Regions from separate parts of the Homo sapiens genome. Here region 1 is linked to region 2. Evidence: chromatin loops called from intact Hi-C (ENCODE). Cell type or tissue: CD4-positive, alpha-beta T cell. All regions are shown on one strand. Each heading gives the region's core, and the rest is flanking DNA. Links, peaks and the distances in the headings are about the cores only.

Region 1 (8,994 bases), core at 995-8,994, 52 kb after region 2:
TCACTCTGTCACGCAGGCTGGAGTGCAATGGCACAGTCTCACCTCACTACAACCTCTGCCTCCCAGGTTCAAGCGATTCTCCTGCCTCAGCCTCCCGAGTAGCTGGGACTACAGGCGTGTGCCACCACACCGACTAATTTTTTTGTGTTTTTAGTAGAGACGGGGTTTCACTATGTTGGCCAGGCTGGTCTCGAACTCCTGACCTTGTGATCCACCTGCCTCGGCCTCCCGAAGTGCTGGGATCACAGGCATGAGCCACCGCGCCCGGCCAGAACTGCCTATTCTTTTGCATGGTTGTATAGTATTCCATATGTCCATATGCTGTGCTATCATTTTATTTATGTATAGAGTTGGGGTCTTACTGTGTTGCCCAGGCTGGCCTCAAACTCCTGGGCTCAAACTATCCTCACCACTCAGCCTCCTGAGTAGCTGGAGCCACAGATGTGCCCAGCTCTACTGTGCTGTCATTTTTTAAAACAATCCTGTGGATGGACATTTACAGTATTTTGCTATTAGAAAGGATGTTGCATGAATAATTTTGTATCTACGTAGTTTTCCACATGTAAAGTCCTAGAAGCAGAATTACTGGGTCAACGGGTAAGGACCTTTGCAATTTTAATGGCTGTTACCGATTTGCTTCAGAGGTTGTAGCGTTTCAGACTATCACTAGCCTCAAATGAGGGCGCCTATTTACCTATGTCAGCTCCAACATGGGGTGTTATTAGACTCTTGGCTCTTTATCAGTTCAGCAGCTGACAGGTTATATTTCACCGTAGTTTCAGTTTCTGTGTCTCTTAGAAATAAGCTTGAACCATTATATTAATTCACTTTCTGTGAACTGTCCACATCCTCTGCCATTCTCCTATTTGTAGTCACTTTTTATATAGGAAAATAGGCCTTGTCTGCAATGTGATGCAAATGTTAGTGAGTATGTTTATCATACGGCTTTTGGCTTTTTATTGTTTTGGCCATGCAGGAAAACTCAATTTTTATGGAATTGAATTCATGGTTCTTTTAAGATTTCCAGATTTGATGTCACACTCCAAAGACTTTCCTCTGGATGCAATGTTTCATTCTTCCTTTCTTCTCCAGATTTGAGTTTTATTTTGTTATTTTTTTAAAAACAAAATTTTTTTTTAGACAGAGTCTTGCTCTGTTGCCCAGGCTGGAGTGCAGTGGCGCCGATCTTGGCTTACTGCAACCTCTGCCTCTGGGGTTCAAGCGATTCTCCCACCTCAGCCTCCCAAGTAGCTGTGATTACAGGCATGCACCGCCACCATGCCCAGCTAATTTTTGTATTTTTAGTAGAGATGGGGTTTTGCCATGTTGGCCAGGCTGGTCTTGAACTCCTGACCTCAGGTGATCCACCCCCCTCAGCCTCCCAAAGTGCTGGGATTACAGGTGTGAGCCACCGTGCCTTGCCTTTTTTTTTTTTTTCAGACCGAGTCTTGCTCTGTCGCCCAGGCTGGAGTGCAGTGGTGCCACCTCAGCTTGCTGCAACCTCTGCCTCCTAGGTTCAAGCGATTCTTGTGCTTCAGCCTCCCATGTAGCTGGGATTACAGGTGCCCACTACCAGGCCCAGCTAATTTTTGTATTTTTACTAGAGACGGGTTTCACCATGTTAGCCAGGCCAGTCTCGAACTCCTGGCCGCAGGTGATCCACCCGCCTTGGCCTCCGAAAGTGCTGGGATTACAGGCCTCTGCGCCCAGCACATTTTTTAAAATGTCTGTTTAATTTACACCAAGTGACATGCTTGGCTCTTAAGTGTACAGTGTGTCCAGTATCTGCATCAGGATGCAGATCATTTCCCTTACTGCAGGGGCCCTTCATGCCCACTTTCAGTCCTTCCCACCCAGAAGCATCCACTGACCTGACTGTTATCACCGTAGCTTAGGTTTGCCTCTTAGAGCTTTGTACACATGAAATCTTGTGATATTTATGATGTTTACATTTTTTCTTGTCAACGTGCTTTCATTCTCACATTAGCCCTTGTCAGAAGAAATATGTGAAATACACAGAAGAGCAGGTACAGCAGTCCCCACCCCCCACTCTTTTTTTCTTTTTTTGAGACACGGTCTCACTCTGTCACCCAGGCTGGAGTGCAGTAGTGCGATGTTGGCTCACTGCAACCTCCTGCCTCCCAGGCTCAAGTAGTCCTCCCACCTCCGCCTCCTGAGTAGCTGGGACTACAGGTGTGCACCACCATGCTAATTTGGTAGAGACAGGATTTCACCATGTTTCCCAAGCCAGTCTCAAACTCCTGGCCTCAAGCAATTTGTCCGCCTTGGCCTCCCAAGGTGCTGGTATTCACAGGTGTGACCCACAACACCCGGCTTGATCTCCCCATTTTAAAGAGGGAAATTGAACTATGGAGATGAAGTAGACTCAGTTCAGCATACTTTCCTTTTAAAGGTTGTCACCAATTTTGAGACATTGGAGAAAAATTGAAATACTATACTTAGTACCCATTTTCTTATGTTTTTATTTTTTTCATTCTCAAAGGAGGTGATTTTCTTATGTTTTAAAAATAGATATAAATTCATTTTATTAGCTTAAAACACAGAAAGATAGTCTATATTTCTTGTTCCTAAAATTATATTTAGATATATGAAGACAAAATTTGAAAAATATTGAGAACTTTTTTTCCTTTAAGCCTAACCCTAACTTCAGCAGCTAAAAACCAAAGTCTTTAGATGGAAATGTTTTTTCTTCTTCCCTTTTTTTTCCTTAGGACCTAGGACCTCTTTTTCCCTCTCTTAGATCATGTTACATCTTTGTCCCTGGACACTGTTTCCAAAAGTCTCACCAAGGGCTTCTTTATACATCTAGAAAACATAAGAGAGAAAGCTACTATATTTTAGGCTTTATTGCTCAGTTCCTTTTCTTTTCTTTTTTCTTTTTTTTTTTTTTTTTGAGACCCAGTTTCGTTCTTGTTGCGCAGGCTGGAGTGCAATGCTGCGATCTCACCTCACTGCAACCTCTGCCTCCCGGGTTCAAGTGATTCCCCTACCTCAGCCTCCCGAGTAGCTGGGACTACAGGCACCCGCCAGCATGCCCGGCTAATTTTTTGTATTTTTAGTAGAGATGGGGTTTCACCATGTTGGCTAGGCTGGTCTCGAACTCCTGACCTCAGGTGATCTGCCCACCTGGACCTCCCAAACTGCTCGGATTACAGGCGTGAGCCACCATGCCCAGCCTCAGTTCCCTTTCTTTAATTCTAAAAAATGAAGTTAACCAGAACTGTTTCTGGGATGTGACATCAAAGTCATAATCTTTCAAATGTGGGTGTGAGAAATATTAAGATTAAGAGAGGACAGCCACACTGGCTCCTCAAGGGTGAAACCAGTTGTTCCAGGTATGCCCCTCTTTTAATTTTGACCATGCCATCCCCTTGAGGCATTTCTTGGCCTGTAAATGCTGAAATTGAGGGGGGGATCCCAGCCCAGAATGCTGTCTCCTTAGCAAAGTGACTCATTATACTGGCCAGAGCAGTTTCTGAATCAAAAATTCCCCGTAATTAACCACTTTAAAAAATTTGCCCTGACACTTCCAAAGATGGAATCCAAACCCTAAGCTTTTTCTTGCCTAAATTTGCTGGCTTTTTTTTTTTGAGACGGAGTCTCACTCTGTCGCCCAAGCTAGAGTGCAGTGGCGCGATCTCTGCTCACTGCAAGCTCCGCCTCTGGGTTCATGCTTCTCCTGCCTCAGCCTCCTGAGTAACTGGAACTACAGGCACGTGCCACCACACCCGGCTAATTTTTTTTATTTTTCATAGAGATGGGGTTTCACCATGTTAGCCAGGATGGTCTCGATCTCCTGACCTCGTGATCTGCCCACCTCAGCCTCCCAAAGTGCTGGGATTACAGGCATAAGCCACCGCGCCCAGCCGCTGCCTGCTTTCAAATATGATTCGTGTACCCGATCAGATTCATCAGAGAACAAGGTCTCAGCCCCTTTGGCCTCTATGGGGTAGGGATACAGTGCATGATAACAGCCAAGCAGGTGCCAGGAAAAACACCAGTCTTTCTCATGGCATCTATGAGTCTGAGCCCCGTTAGGACTGAACTGTAGGGTTTTTTCCATTCCTGCGGAGAGAATGAGAAATCTCTTGCACTGATATCCATCCAAGAGGCAACTGCAAGACCAGGTACCAGCATTAGGTGCTCACAATGGAGAAAGGACACGAGGAGATAGCTGCCCTCAGTACATCACTAAGCTGTAGGTAGGGAATCATTCATGGTGAAGTGAGGTGTTTTGTTTTGTTTTGTTATCTGTGTTTTGGGGTGGCTTTCTAAAGCGTTTCACTTTTCTCCGCATCTCCTCCCTTCTCTACTTTAATTTCCTGCATATGAAACAACTTCAGAGGGATACATTTCTGCATCATCAGTCCCATTGGGCCCTCTGCAGAGGGATATGTGAAACAGATACTGCGGAAAAAAGCTGCAGCCAGCACCAGTGCACTGAGTGGCAGTTAAGTTTGTGAGTAGTTGCTTAGCACCTGTAAAAGGAAGACTGTCACGGAAAGCTCAGCGCTGTTGGGGTATCTGCAGCTGTGCTTTGACCAGCTACCCTGCAGCTGTGCTTTGACCAGCTACCCTGCAGCTCTGTCACTTTTTTTTTAAATCCCCAGAAAGAAAGGCTTTCTCACCCGTTTCTCCTCTTGGTCAGTTGCATACAGCACCCATCTGTCACCAGCAGGTTGCGTCCTGGGAATTTAGGGCCCTCTGATGTTGTATTGGGCCTGCAGGGGAGGGGACAGGCTCTGACGGCTTTTTCTTCTGGAGAGGCAAGAAATTCCGAGCAGCTCTCACATTAGTTATCTAAGGTATTTTGTTTGTTTTATTCACTTTTCTTTCTTTCTTTCTTTCTTTTTTTTTTTTTTTTTGAGACTGAGTCTCACTCTGTCGCTCGGGCTGGAGTGCAGTGGCACGATCTCAGCTCACTGCAGTCTCCACCTCCTGAGTTCAAGCAATTCTCTTGCCTCAGCCTCCCGAGTAGCTGGGACTACAGGCACATGCCACCACGCCCAGCTAATTTTTTGTATTTTAGTAGCGACGGGGTTTCACTATGTTGCCCAGGCTGGTCTCAAACTCCTGAGCTCAGGCAATCTGCCCACCTCAGCCTCCCAAAGTGCTAGGATTACAGGCATGAGCCACCACGCCCGGCCACTTTTGTTTCTTTTTAGATTTAATGTTGGAGTGGTTTCTGTGTTACTTTCTGTGTTTCTTTGTGGCCTGTGAGTTTTAGCCCCTTTTGTCTTCAGTTATCCCTCTTACACTCAACCTTGAGAAATGATATTATCCTATTATTTTGGATACTTTTGGCAGTTACACTCTCAAGTCTGTGACTTCTGGAACCATGCAGATCTTTATTGTAAGACAGAAATCCCATTATCTGATTTACCTGCCCATTTTCAGAGGTCCCCAAAGAACCCCTAGGTTGGTGAGGTTTCTTTGAGAAAATGGCTTTATGTGTGTGCAAAAAAAAAAAAAAAAAAAAATCGTTTTTAATGTCGGTAAATTCCTGTTGGAAACAAATGCTAACTAGTTACGTAACAGGGCTGCCAGAGAGCAGGCTGAGGCTCCCTGGGATTTTCAGTGGCCCCTTTTCATTTCTTTCAACAACTATCAATTGAATACTTGCTATGTGCCGGGCCTGGGCCAGGCATGAAAGAGGAGGGCGAACGGGAGCTGTGAGCCTGGCGCATGCGGGGCCTTCCTTTGTGGATCTGTCTACAGCCATGACTCATGCTGGGAGGACCAGCAAGTTTAGAGTCCCCACTGTGGGACTTGCAACATCAGACGCAGTGGGCTCTTCTGCTCTTTCCTGCAGCTCCCATAGAAAAGTGCCATCCTTCCTTTTCAACTTTGCAAAGCAAAAGGGAAGTAGAATTGTGCCTTTTTTTGTACTGTTTTGTCAGTGAAGCCTTTATTCCTTTATTCCTTCAGGATCCACAAAGGATTTAAGGTGACCCCAAGACAGTACGTATTTGTTTCCCAGTGATTACTGAAACAAAATCTATGGGTGTCTCTCGGTTGGGAGGCTTGCTCAGTGCCATCCTGCCATAAATACAAGCTTAATTTGGAAAAATCCAATTGGGCTGGAGAGGAGGTGCTGTGTTGGCTTGGTTTCCAGAGGCTGTGAAATGACTCCTGATCCCTCACATCCGTTGCACTAGTAACTTTCATCTTGCCCCCGTATAGTAATGACTTGAAAGGAGATATTGGTGGGTTATTTGTTTGAGTCCCTTCCATAGACGCAACAAAAGAGATAAAGTGAAGTGGGTTTTCTCCATTCAAATGTCTGTTTTTTGGAGTTGTGTGGTTTTCTATACCACATAAAACTACAGGTAGGATTGGAAGGCTGTACTTGAAAGTCTCAATGTGTTTTTTTTTTGCGGGGGTGGGGCGGGGAGACAGAGTCTTGCTCTGTCACCACACTGGAGTGCTGTGGCACAGTCTCAGCTCACTGCAACTTCTGCCTCCTGGGTTCAAGTGCTTCTTGTGCCACTCAGCCTCCCAAGTAGATGGGACTACAGGTGTGCACCACTGCGTCCGGCCTCAATTTTTTTTTTTTTTTTTGACTGAATCCTTTAGCCACTATCAGGGAACTGTCCTCCTCGTCAGAAGGGGGAAACAGAATTCCTTCAATAGAGCATAGGAACTAAGCTCAGGTAGGCCTGAGATGGTCTCCCAGCCCAGCCACTTACAAGCCATTTGACCTTGGGCACGTCATGTAACATCGCTGAGTCCGTTTCATCATTTGTAAAATGGGATTCAAAGCAGTTACATTATTGACAAGATTAAGTGAGATAATGTGGGCGAAGCCCCTGCCTTTAATAGGGGCTCAGTAAATGATAGATTCTTAATAAATGTATCTAGGGTATCTTGGTTCCTGTGTAACTTCTTTTCTTTCATCTGTTGCCCAGAAGAACTACTGAGGTACATAGGAGATGCTCAGTAAATTTTTGTTAAATGATTTTTGTTAAATGAATGGCAGAGCTTCAGTACTTTCTTTGTCCTATTGTCTTTTTTTTTTCTGAGACAGAGTCTTGCTCTGTCTCCCAGGCTGGAGTGCAGTGGTGTGGTCTCAGCTTACTGCAGCCTCAGTCTCTTGGGTTCCAGTGATTCTCCTGCCTCACCCTCCCAAGTAACTGAGATTACAGGCACACACTACCACGCCTGGCTAATTTTTTGTATTTTTAGTAGAGATGGTTTTTACCATGTTGGCCAGGCTGGTTTCAAACTCCTGACCTCAGGTGATCCACCCGCCTCAGCCTCCCAAAGTGCTGGGATTACAGGCATGAGCTGTGGTGCCCAGCCCCTATTGTCTACAATAGTACTTCACGCTGTGAGCTTTGCGCTAGGAGATGTCCTGAGAGAGCCTTTAAGAAAACTGGCCAGGTAGATTTGGGAACTGCTGTAGAGTACAGATTCTAGCCCTTTCCAGAGATGAATCAGGCATGTTACTATTTTAGCAGCTTAGAAAAGTTGTGGGGAGAAGAAGTCTCCCTAGCCTTTTAAGCTTGGTATTTTCTAATCTTATTTGACTGTATAGGGTAATATCGTGCCTTGATGATGCTGTGATGAGGCTCCTAATGAGTTAATGTGTGCCAAGCATTTAGGACAGTGCTGAGCAAAGTGGGTCCCACAAAGGGGCTGCTGTAAGCCCATCCATCCTTGTGCAGATATTTTTGTGGGAAAGATTTCTAGAAGAGGCACATTCAAAAATTTGATGGGATCAGGTGTGGTGGCTCACACCTGTAATCCCAGCACTTTGGGAGGCCGAGGCAGGAGGATTGGCTGAGCCCAGGAGTTTGAGACCAGCCTGGGCAACATGGTGAGATCCCATCTCTGAAGAAAAAAAAAAAAAAAAGGTTGATAGATTCCTCAGAATTACTTTTCAAAATCTAATCTGCCATGATCTAAAGTTTGTTTCTCCAGGAAATAGATAAGCAGCTGTTTTCCTGTACCACATGTGTTCTGGATCCTTCTCCTCCCTCTGCACCATAACTGAAGATGGGATGGAGCATAACTGAAAGTCACCCCTCTCTTCTCTCTCTTGCAGAAGCCTGGCTACAGATAAGGGACCAAAATGACTGACTCAAAATATTTCACCACGACCAAGAAAGGTATTACTTGTTTAATAATGGGCCTTGTCCTATGCTTTCTCTTCCTGTCCCTTCTGTTTTCCTCCTATGGCGGTAGGGAGTAGGGGTGGGAATGAAGGCCTGGAAACATGTGGCAGGAATGGCCTAGAGCTTGTGGTAGATCTAGAAAATTGAACTGTTGATGATATAAGAAATTGACCACTCCTTTTAGAGCTCAGAAAGGGAAGAACATTAGCTCCAAGTGTGGGGAAAAAAAGTGCCCTTTTATTTCCCATGGCTTAAAATAATTATGTTTTTTTCCAGGGGAAAGAAAACACAGAATCCTATCAACACCCCCACAGCAGTTGTGTGTGTGTGTGTGTGTGTGTGTGTGTGTGTGTGTGTGTGTGTGTGTCCTTATCCAAGGGCACGTGTTTTTCTTTTTTTTTGAGACGGAGTTTCACTCATGTCACCCAGGCTGGAGTGCAGTGGTGCGATCTTGGCTCATTGCAACCTCCGCCTCTCGAGTTGAAGTTATTCTCCTGCCTCAGCCTCCGGAATTGCTGGGATTACATGCGCCCGCCGCTATGCCCAGCTAATTTTTCTTTCTTGTTTTTTTGAGACGGAGTTTCGCTCTTGTTGCCCAGGCTGGAGTGCAATGGCGCTGATCTCAGCTCACCACAACCTCCGCTTTCCAGGTTTAAGTGATACTCCTGCCTCAGCCTCCCAAGTAGCTGGGATTACACCACCATGCCCGGCTAATTTTGTATTTTTGGTAGAGACGGGGTTTCTCCATGTTGGTCAGGCTGGTCTGAAACTCCTGACCTCAGGTGATCCGCCCCCTCAGCCTCCCAAAGTGCTGGGATTACAGGCGTGAGCCACCGCGGCCGGTCAGGCATGTATT
Region 2 (10,736 bases), core at 1-8,000:
AGTGCAATGGCACGATCTCTGCTCACCGCAATCTCCGCCTCCGGGTTGAAGCAATTCTCCTGCCTTAGCCTCCTGAGTAGTTGGGATTACAGGCACCCATCATGCCCAGCTAATTCTTCTATTTTTAGGAGAGAGAGTGTTTCACCATATTGGTCAGGCTGGTCTTCAACTCCTGACCTCAGGCGATCCTCCCACCTCGGCCTCCCAAAGTACTGAGATTACAGGTGTGAGCCACTGCACCCAGCCTCAAATAACTTCTTTTATACGGTTGTCTGAAACAAATTGCAGATATCATATCTATTAGTCTATATATTCCATTCGTGTCTCTAAAAATATGGACAAAAAATACATCATTACAAACCTAAATAAAGATTATCAATAATTTTTTTTTTTGACATGAAGTTTTGCTCTGTCGCCCAGGCTAGAGTGCAGTGGCATGATCTCAGATCTCCGTAACCCTCATCTCCCGGATTCAAGCGATTCTCCTGCCTCAGCCTCCCAAATAGCTGGGATTACAGGCACTTGCCACCACGTCTGGCTAATTTTTGTATTTTTAGTGGAGAAGGGGTTTGGCCATGTTAGCCAGGCTGCTCTCAAACTCCTGACCTCAGGCGATCCGCCCGCCTTGGCCTCCCAAGGTACTGGGATTACAGACATAAGCCACCGCACCCGGCCTCAAATAACTTCTTTTACACAGTTGTCTGAAACAAATTGCAGATATCCTATCTATTAGTCCATATATTCCATTCGTGTCTCTAAAAATATGGACAAAAAATACATCATAACAAACCTAAATAAAAATTATCAATAATTTTCTTTTTTTGACATGAAGTCTTGCTCTGTGGCCCAGGATGGGGTGCAGTGGCATGATCTCAGATCACCTCAACCCTCACCTCCCAGATTCAAGCAATTCTCCTGCCTCAGCCTCCCAAGTAGCTGGGATTACAGGCACCTGCCACCATCTCAGGTGATCCACCCACCGCGGCCTCCCAAAGTGCTGAGATTACAGGCGTGAGCCACCACACCCAGCCATATCAATAATTATTTCCTATTAAAAAAGAATGTTTCCCATCAAATGCTTCACAAATGTCCTGCATTTTTTTTCACTAGTTTGAGCTGTTGTCATTTTGTGCTTTTGCATTTCATTTCTATGAGAATTCAATATGGTTTGAAATTCTGACCGGTGGCTGTGTTTTTAGGCCTGCTCCATCTGCAGGTATCTTCCTAATAGGTTTTTAATTTCCTTGCAAGGCAGAAACTGAGGAGCTAAGGGTTGGTCCCAGGACCTTTCCATGGTCAAGATGCAGCCCACGGCCTCCCCAAGCTGGAACTGAGTGCTTCTCTCTGCTTCTGTGTTCCCTGCAAAGGCGTTTCTTAAACAGAAAGGTTTACCAAGGTTCAGCGTGACTTCCACAGATGCAAAAAAAGGGACAAAGTGAAGTGGGTGTTCTCCATTCAAATGCCTATTTTATTTTTTGGAGTTGTGTGGTTTTCTTTTTTTTTTTTTTTTTTGAGACGGAGTCTCGCTCCGTCGCCCAGGCTAGAGTGCAGTGGCGCAATCTCGGCTCACTGCAAGCTCCACCTCCCGGGTCCACGCCATTCTCCTGCCTCAGCCTCCCGAGTAGCTGGGACTACAGGCGCCTGCCACCACGCCCGGCTAATTTTTTGTATTTTTAGTAGAGACGGGGTTTCACTGTGTTAGCCAGGATGGTCTCGATCTCCTGACCTCGTGATCCGCCCGCCTGGGCCTCCCAAAGTGCTGGGATTACAGGCGTGAGCCACCGCGCCTGGCCTGGAGTTGTGTGGTTTTCTATAACATATAAAAACTACAGATAGGATTGGAAGGCTGTACTTGAAAGTCTCAATTTTGCGGGGGGGGGGGTGGGAGGGACAGGGAGACAGAGTCTTGCTCTGTCACCACGCTGGAGTGCTGTGGCTCAATCTTGGCTCACTGCAACCTCCGCCTCCTGGGTTCAAGTGATTCAGCCTCCCGAGTAGATGGGACTACAGGTGTGCACCACTGCGTCCAGCCTCAATTTTTTTTTTTTTTTTTTTTTTTACTTTGTCCTTAGCCACTGTCAAGGAATTGTCCTCCTTTTCAGAAGCGGGAAGCAGAATTCCTTCATCGATAGAGCATAGGAACTAAGCTCAGGTAGACCTGAGATGGTCTCCCAGCCCAGCCACTTACAAGCCATTTGACCTTGGGCAAATTATGCAACATCCCTGAGTCCTTTTCTCATTTTCTGTAAAATGGGATTCAAAGCAGTTATATTATTGACAAGATTAAATGAGGTAATGTGGGTGAAGCTCCTGCCTTTAATAGGGGCTCGGTAAATGATAGATTCTTAATAAATCTTAGAACCATCCTAGAAGCCTTGGCCATGTATCCAGGGTATCTTTGTTCCTGTGTAACTTCTTTTCTTTCATCTGTTGCCCAGAAGAACTATTGAGGTACACAGTAGATGCTCAGTAAATTTTTGTTGAATGAATGGCGGAGCTTCACTACTTTCTTTGTCCTATGGTCTTTTTTTTTTCTGAGACAAAGCAGGATTCTGTCTCCCAGGCTGAAGTGCAGTGGTGCTATCTTGGCTCACTGCAGCCTCCGTCTCCCGGGTTCCAGTGATTTTTCCGCCTCAGCCTCCTGAGTAACTGGGATTACAGGCACGCACCACCACGCCCAGCTAATTTTTTGTATTTTTAGTAGAGATGGGTTTCATCTGGTCTCGATCTCCTGACCTCAGGTGATCCACGTGCCTTGGCTGGGATTACAGGCATGAGCTATAGCACCTGGCCCTTATTGTCTTACAATAGTACTTTACACCGTGAGCTTTGCTCTAGGAGATGTCCTGAGAGAGCCTGTAAGAAATTTGGCCAGGTAGATTTGGGAACTGCTATAGATTCTAGCCCTTTCCACAGATGAATCATACATGTTACTGTTTTAGCAGCTTAGAGAAGTCATGGGGAGAAGTCTCCCTAGCCTTTTAAGCTTGGTATTTTCTAATCTCATTTGACTGTATAGGGTAACATCGTGCCTTGATGATGCTGTGATGAGGCTTCTAATGAGTTAATGTGTGCCAAGCATTTAGGACAGTGCTGAGCAAAGTGGGTCCCACAAAGGGGCTGCTGTAAGCCCGTCCATCCTTGTGCAGATATTTTTGTGGGAAAGATTTCTAGAAGAGGCACATTCAAAAATTTGATGGGATCAGGTGTGGTGGCTCACACCTGTAATCCCAGCACTTTGGGAGGCCGAGGCAGGAGGATTGGCTGAGCCCAGGAGTTTGAGACCAGCCTGGGCAACATGGTGAGATCCCATCTCTGAAGAAAAAAAAAAAAGTTGATAGATTCCTCAGAATTACTTTTCAAAATCTAATCTGCCATGATCTAAAGTTTGTTTCTCCAGGAAATAGATAAGCAGCTGTTTTCCTGTACCACATGTGTTCTGGATCCTTCTCCTCCTCCCTCTGCACCATAACTGAAGATGGGATGGAGCATAACTGAAAGTCACCCCTCTCTTCTCTCTCTTGCAGAAGCCTGGCTACAGATAAGGGACCAAAATGACTGACTCAAAATATTTCACCACGACCAAGAAAGGTATTACTTGTTTAATAATGGGCCTTGTCCTACGCTTTCTCTTCCTGTCCCTTCTGTTTTCCTCCTATGGCGGTAGGGAGTAGGGGTGGGAATGAAGGCCTGGAAACATGTGGCAGGAATGACCTAGAGCTTGTGGTAGATCTAGAAAATTGAACTGTTGATGATATAAGAAATTGACCACTCCTTTTAGAGCTCAGAAAGGGAAGAACATTAGCTCCAAGTGCTAAAATAATTATGTTTTTGTTTCCAGGGGAAAGAAGACACACAATCCTATCAGCATCCCCACAGCAGAGAGAGAGTGTGTGTGTGTGTGTGTATGTGTGTGTTTCCGTCCATGTACCTGTGTGTCCTTATCCAACGGCACATGTTTTTCTTTTTTTTGAGATGGAGTTTCACTCTTGTCGCCCAAGCTGGAGTGCAGTGGCGCGATCTTGGCTCACTGCAACCTCTGCCTCCCAGGTTCAAGTGATTCTCCTGCCTCAGTTTCTGGAATAGCTGGGATTACATGTGCCCGCCACTATGCCCAGCTAATTTATTTATTTATTTGAGACTGAGTTTTGCTCTTGTTGCCCAGGCACGAGTACAATGGCACCAATATTGGCTCACTGCAACCTCTGCCTCCTGGGTTCGAGCGATTCTTCTGCCTCAGCCTCCCAAGTCATGGGATTACAGGCATGCACCACCATGCCTGGCTAATTTTGTATTTTTGGTAGAGATGGCGTTTCTCCATACTTGTCAGGCTGGTCTCAAACTCCCAACCTCAGGTGATCCACCAGCCTCAGCCTCCCAAAGTGCTAGGATTACAGGTGTGAGCCACTGCACCTGGCAGTTTTTTGTATTTTTAGTAGAGATGGGGTTTCACCATGTTGGCCAGGCTGGTCTCAAACTCCTGACCTCAAGTGATCCACCCACCTTGGATTGAGTCTATTGAGTAGCTACACTGAAATTTGCTAAGCTAGGCTTATATCGTTGGATATTTTGGTTGTTTCTGCTTTTAAGGAAATGGAGGATGTTGTCGTAGCTGACAAATGTGCTTTGACCCTGTAAGCATCTTTCTGGCCAGCCCTTCCTTCCTCCCTCCTTCCTTCCAAGTGATACTGACACATGCCTGCCGACCAGATGAAAAGAGTCTGTTGTTGGATCAGCTGATCCAGGACCCGAAGTCTGCCCCTTATCAGGCATTTCATGTATTGGTCTAGCTGGTTTTTACTGAGAACCTACCATGTGCAGTGGAAGAGAAACAGAGCCTCTGACCTGGTGTTGCTCAAGGTTGAGCAGGGAAGACAGTCTGTAGAGTAGTAACCACACTGAAGTGTACTGGGTCCAGGGGGGACTGTGGGAGAGCTCTGGGTGGAGCTGGCCAGATCGATGGGGGATAGGAAGGGGAAGGAGTGAGTGCTGTGCCTGTGACACATTTGGGGAAAGGAAGGTAGTGGGCATGAGCTACCGAGGAGGGTGATACAAGAAGAGGTTAGAGCCAGGCACAGTGGCGCCCCAGGTGGTGGCTTGGGTGGGAGGATTACTTGCTTGAGCCCAGGAGTTCGAGTCTAGCCTGGGCAACTAATTGAAAAAAGAGAGAAAGCAATTGGAGAGGTACACAGGGATCAGTCTTGTGGGGCTTAGTGAGCCACAGGGTGAACGTAGTGCTGAGTGTATTGGAGTCCCAGGGGTGGGTTTTGTTGTTTGTTTGTTTTTTTTGAGACAGAGTCTCTGTCACCCAGGCTGGAGTGCAATGGGAAGATCTCTGCTCACTGCAGCCTCCTGGGTTCAAGCAATTCTCCCAAGTAGCTGGGACTACAGGCACGTGCCACTATGCCGAGCTAATTTTTTTATTTTGGGGTTGGGGTTTTTTAGTGGATTTCTTTTGGGAAGAGAGATGTGTGGACAGACATGCCTGGGTTCAATGCTCCAGCCAAAGAGACAAGGAAACAGGTTTAGGAAAGCAAAGTGAGTATCTTGGGTAGGCCCAAGCATAGGGATTGAGAGCATGGGCTTTGGAGCTAGCAGACCTGGTTTTGAGTTTCAGTCCTACCACCTGCTGGCATTGGGTTTACGTTACTGAGCCTCTCACAGCCTCCATTTGCTCACTGCGAAATGGAGGGAAATGCAGAGTTGTGAGGATGAAATAAGAAAATGTGTGGGAACAAGTTAGTATGGGACTGGGCTTAGAGAAGGGCTCAGGGGGGCTGGGCACGGTGGATCACGCCTGTAATCCCAGCACTTTGGGAGGCCAAGGCAGGTGGATCACCTGAGGTCAGGAGTTTAAGACCACCCAGGCCAACGTGGTGAAACCCCGTCTCTACTAAAAATACAAAAATTAGGAGGGTATGATGGTGCCCGCCTGTAGTTCCAGCTATCTGGGAGGTTGAGGCAGGAGAATTGCTTGAACCCGGGATGTGGAAGTTGTGGTGAGCCGAGATCGCACCGTTGCACTCCAGCCCGGGAGACAGAGTGAGACTTCGTCTCAAAAAAAAAAAAAAAAAAAAAAAAGCAAAAAACCATCTGCAGTGGCTCATGCCTGTAATCCCAAGGCTTTGGGAGGCTGAGGAGGGCAGACCACGAAGTCAGGATTTCAAGACCAGCCTGGCCAACATGGTGAAACCCCATCTCTACTAAAAATACAAAAATTAGCCAGGCATGACGGCACGTGCCTGTAGTCCCTGCTACCCGGTATGCTGAGGCAGGAGAATTGCTGGAACCCGGGAGGCAGAAGTTGCAGTGAGCTGAGATGGGGCCACTGCACTCCAGCCTGGGTGACAGAGCGAGACTCCATCTCAAAAAAAGAGAGAGAAGGGGTCAGGAAATGACATCTGCCCTCCTAACCTGTTATCAGGGTCCTGACTATCTGTCCATGGCAGGACCAGACAACCCTACTTCCTCATTTGTTTTTCTCACATCATGAAGTTCTTCAGAACAATTGATTTCATGCTTGAGCTCTCATGGAGCAGCTGAATTCCCATTTTCAGAGCTGAGCAACCACTTGTGTCTCAGGAAGTGAAATCCTGAGCAAGCTGTCTTAGAGGTTTGAGGAAAACAGGAAAGGCCTCCATGTGGGAATCCACAAATCCTGCTCTCACCCCGCAAGCCTTAAGTACTCAGGTTCTATTGCACTGAGCCTTTTAAGGGTCTTTTGTTGAGTGAGGGTAGCTGAGGACAGCTTTGCCTTCCACTGGGTTTTTAGCTCCCTGGCTGAGCAGAGCCTGCCATCATGTTTTTGATGCTTTTGTCTTCCTCAGAACCTTTGTAGCTTCCATGGTTCCTGTTGCTTCAATCCAGAGTGGCCTCTAAGTTTCTTTTTTTTTCTTTTCTTTTTTTTTTTTTTTGGAGAGAGGATCTCACTTTGTGTCACCCAGGCTGGAGTGTAGTGGTGTCATGGCTCATGGCAGCCTCGACCTCTGGCCTCAAACAATCCTCCAGCCTCAGCCTCCCGAGTAGCTGGGATTACAGGCTTGCACCAAAAAATCGCGCTGATTTTTTGTATTTTATTAGAAACGAGGTTTCACTACGTTGGCCAGGATGGTCTTGATCTCCTGGCCTCGTGATCTGCCTCCCTCGACCTCCCAAAGCGCTGGGATTACAGACATGAGCCACCGTGCCCAGCTGATCCTCAGCCTCTTAAAGTGCTGGGATTACAGGTGTGAGCGACTGCACCCGGCCTACAAGTTTCCATCTTGTTAATTCCTGTCCTAACAGTCATCCCTCACTGTTGCCTGGCCCACCTGAGGCCAGGCGCCTGAAGCTTCCCTCAGCCAACAGCATAGGATGTCTTACGTGCCTCCCTCCGGTTCTTTTGGAAGTTAGATACTGGGAATTGTCCCCTGCCAGGGTAGGGAGGGATCACTCATGCTTGCCTCCTTTCCTTAGGGGAGATCTTCGAGCTGAAGGCAGAGCTCAACAGTGACAAGAAGGAGAAGAAGAAGGAGGCAGTGAAGAAAGTGATTGCATCGATGACCGTGGGCAAAGATGTCAGGTGTGTAGGAGTAGGCCTGGTGGCAGCTGGAAGCTGGCTGACAGGGGAGGGTTTATAGCTTGGGTCCACTTCAGTCTCTCCTTTAGGGTGTCTAGGGACCCATGTCTCCCCTCATACAGCTCCCTTCATAAAACTTTCTTCCCAATAGAAGGTTTTGTTTACACAGGAATCACGAGCCCAGACACTGACAGGTCAGGTGGTGATGGAGTGAGTTAACTGGAGTAGGTGGGAAAGGCAGCAGGTGATGGAGTGGGTGTGGCATGAACCCTCTCAGAAACTCCAGAGGATCAGTACTGGCTGGGGAAGAGGACCCAGTGTGGCCAGGTCTTCTGGTTTTTAAAAAGAATGGGAAATCTGGGCCAGGCGCAGTGGCTCACACCTGTAATCCTAGCACTTGGGGAGGCCCAGGTGGGCGGATCTCGAGGTCAGGAGTTCGACACCAGCCTGGCCAATGTGGTGATATCCTGTCTCTACTAAAAATACAAAAATTAGCCGGGCATGGTGGCACATGCCTGTAATCTCAGCTACTCGGGAGGCTGAGGCAGGAGAATTGCTTGAACCTGGGAGACAGAGGGTGCATTCAGCTGAGATTGTGCCACTGCAGTCCAGCCCAGGTGACAGAGCGAGACTCAGTCTCAAAAAAAAAAAAAAAAAAAAAGAAGACGAAGAAGAATGGGAAATCTGGATTTTTCATTTTAAATCTCCCTGTCTTAAGTGGCCAGATGATATTAAACAAACACTGTGTGGTGCAAGTAAAATACATGTGCAGATTGGATTTCTCTAATTTGTCACCGGTGTGCAGCCTCTATCGCACCCGATAGCTAAAGCAGGTCGTGTGTAGAGCGGCTGCCGCACCTTGGCTCATGCTTCCCCTGTGGGAGCGCCCAGTGACCCAGCTTGTCTTCCCATCTTTGAAAACCCATTCGAGGCTGGGTGCGGTGGCTCACACCTGTAATCCTAGCACTTTGGGAGGCCGAGGAGGGTGGATCACAAGGTCAGGAGTTCAAGACCACCTGGCCAAGATGGTGAAACCCCATCTCTACTAAAAATACAAAAATTAGCTGGGTATGGTGGCGGGCACATGTAATTTCAGCTGCTCAGGAGGCTGAGACAGAGAATTGCTGGAACCCAGGAGGCAGAGGCTGCAGTGAGCTGAGCCTGCACTCCAGCCTGGATGACAGAGCGAGACTCCCTCTCAAAAAAAAAAAAAAAAAAACCATTCAAGGTCTGCCTTCCCCGCATTCCTGCCTTCCCTCATCACCCCAGCTCACTACCCCAAACTCAAAGCATTTGCCTCTGTTCCCATCACCCAGCACTAAATGGAGACTGTTCTCTTGTTATGTGTACTTGTGTTTACCTGCTCACCAGATTGTAAAATCTCAAAGGCAGAGACTGGATTTTAAAACAGCTTGATATTTGCACAGTATTTGAGAGTCTGCACAGAACATTTTGAGATTTGTTTTCTCAGTAGTTCCTTACAATTCCCATATTGTAGGTAATGACAGTTTTACTGCCAAAGAAATAAAAACATAAAGTGACTGCCTAAGAGTCACATGGTTTATGGCAGAACTAGGACTCAAGCCCAGTTCTTCTGAAATCCAAATCCAGGCCACTTTCACCCATGCCCTCGTGGTGCCCAGCCCTGTGCCTCATAACCTGGGTGCTGAGGTGGAGCAGCTCCCATCCAGGTCCCAAGATAGGCTCCCACTGCTCCAGACGTCCCCATGGATCACCCCCCAAGCAAAGGACCTCCTGCCAGCAGCTCCGGGAAGGGGCTCTGCAGAGAGCCCTTTGGAAGCCAGAGCAGAAAGGGAACAGGTACCTGCTGGACAACTGGGCCTCCTTCCAAGTCAGATTCCTTCCAGGACAAAGCTGCTCTCCTTCACCCAGAACACCACTGTCACCTCCTCACAGAGGAGAAACATCTTTGTTCTTCCATCTCAAAAGAGCTGGCTTTGCTGATATGATAAGCCCCAAAGAGCGAGTCGGCCTCATCAGCAGTTTTTCCTCCTCCCTCCTCCCCATTCTTCCTGGTGCGTCATCTTCCAAGGTGACACATACATTTTGGCTTTTGGGGATCTGCCTGTTGGGGATCAGGAAGTTCACTTTGTCCTCCTAAGTCTCTATGTTGACACGTCCTTGACTGTAAATACATAAGAATTGAGAGGGGATATGATGATTCCAGAGATAGAAAATTGATCTCTAACCAAATTTCACATCTTGAGAAGGCCTGTGACTCTGGGACCACGGGTACCATGTTGAGAAGGGTTCCACCCAGTGGTCATGAGCATGGACCTTGTTCTCAGACCTGGCTCCTCCAGGCAGGTTATTTGACATTTATGAACCTCAGTATTCTCTGAAATGGGGATCATCCCCTGACTTCTAAGGGCAGTTAAATGAGATCAAGCATGTAAAGCTCTTAGCACCAAGCTTGGTGTATGGTGTGTGCTCCATGCATGCTGTGCTGGTTCTTACTGGGTGCCAGAGCTTGTGGAGAAAGCAGCGTGAGCCATCCTGCTTCCCTGCGACCCTCCAGAACCAGCAGCCCAAAGTAAGGGGCCACATTAAGTATCAGAGAGGGAGAAAGGATCATTTTCATTTACTCAGCATCTCCCAGATATCAAGGACCAGATACCTAAGTATGTTGTCTCATTCAGTTATAAAGGCCCTGGGAAGTGAGTTTCAGTTGCATCTTTCTTTAGGACGGTCAGCTGGGTCTCTCTGCTAAACATCAAGTGCTGTGACACAGGCTCATACAAAAACTACTCCCTAGGACCCCCTATGCCCCCCTCCCCAGCCCCCACCTGCAGCAGTGATGCAGGAAAGCTGAACCCCTGACTCCGGTGGGCATTTGCTCAGCAGGGTGTCCACAACTCTGCCTGCCCTTCTGAAGCTGAGATGAGACAGTCAGCCCCATGCATGCAATGACAGGATGTCTGGAAATGCAGAGGCCCAAGGAAATTCATGTCTGGATCAGGTTTTCCCTTTGACTGTGGCCCAGGAATGGGAATGAGCTCCTGGGAGGGCGTTTGCTTCCCTAAAGAATGAAGTGGCATGGAAGGGGACAGGGATTCTCTACATTATAGGGTTGTGGTAACCCCAATCTCTTGGTGACCACAAAGTAAGAGCAGGGAGGCATCCTCAGGTGTCTCCAATGCCCCAGGGTCTCAGCAGC

Evidence for each region. Hi-C counts contacts between places; a loop is a spot of excess contacts. Peaks named below come from ENCODE experiments on the same cell type or tissue, not always from the same donor. Only the 100,000 strongest peaks of a DNase experiment are listed, where the experiment ranks them.
Region 1: a loop joins it to region 2, with 7 times the contacts of the local background. A loop is called at or near these places in 3 of 110 quality-filtered maps.

What each region holds. Positions count from the first base shown.
Region 1 is chr22:29,366,345-29,375,338 of GRCh38, reverse strand. AP1B1 (adaptor related protein complex 1 subunit beta 1) reads left to right here. Exons shown (of 23, transcript NM_001127.4): 2 at 8,069-8,132. The coding sequence starts at 8,096. Among named protein-coding and RNA genes, the nearest start is that of AP1B1, 18 kb to the left of the region's middle. In CD4-positive, alpha-beta T cell, for the core only: no CTCF peak of the experiment used is centred there; a DNase peak (open chromatin) is centred at 5,748.
Region 2 is chr22:29,415,980-29,426,715 of GRCh38, reverse strand. It overlaps a transcript of RFPL1 not described here. Among named protein-coding and RNA genes, the nearest start is that of RFPL1, 17 kb to the left of the region's middle. In CD4-positive, alpha-beta T cell, for the core only: no CTCF peak of the experiment used is centred there; no DNase peak of the experiment used is centred there.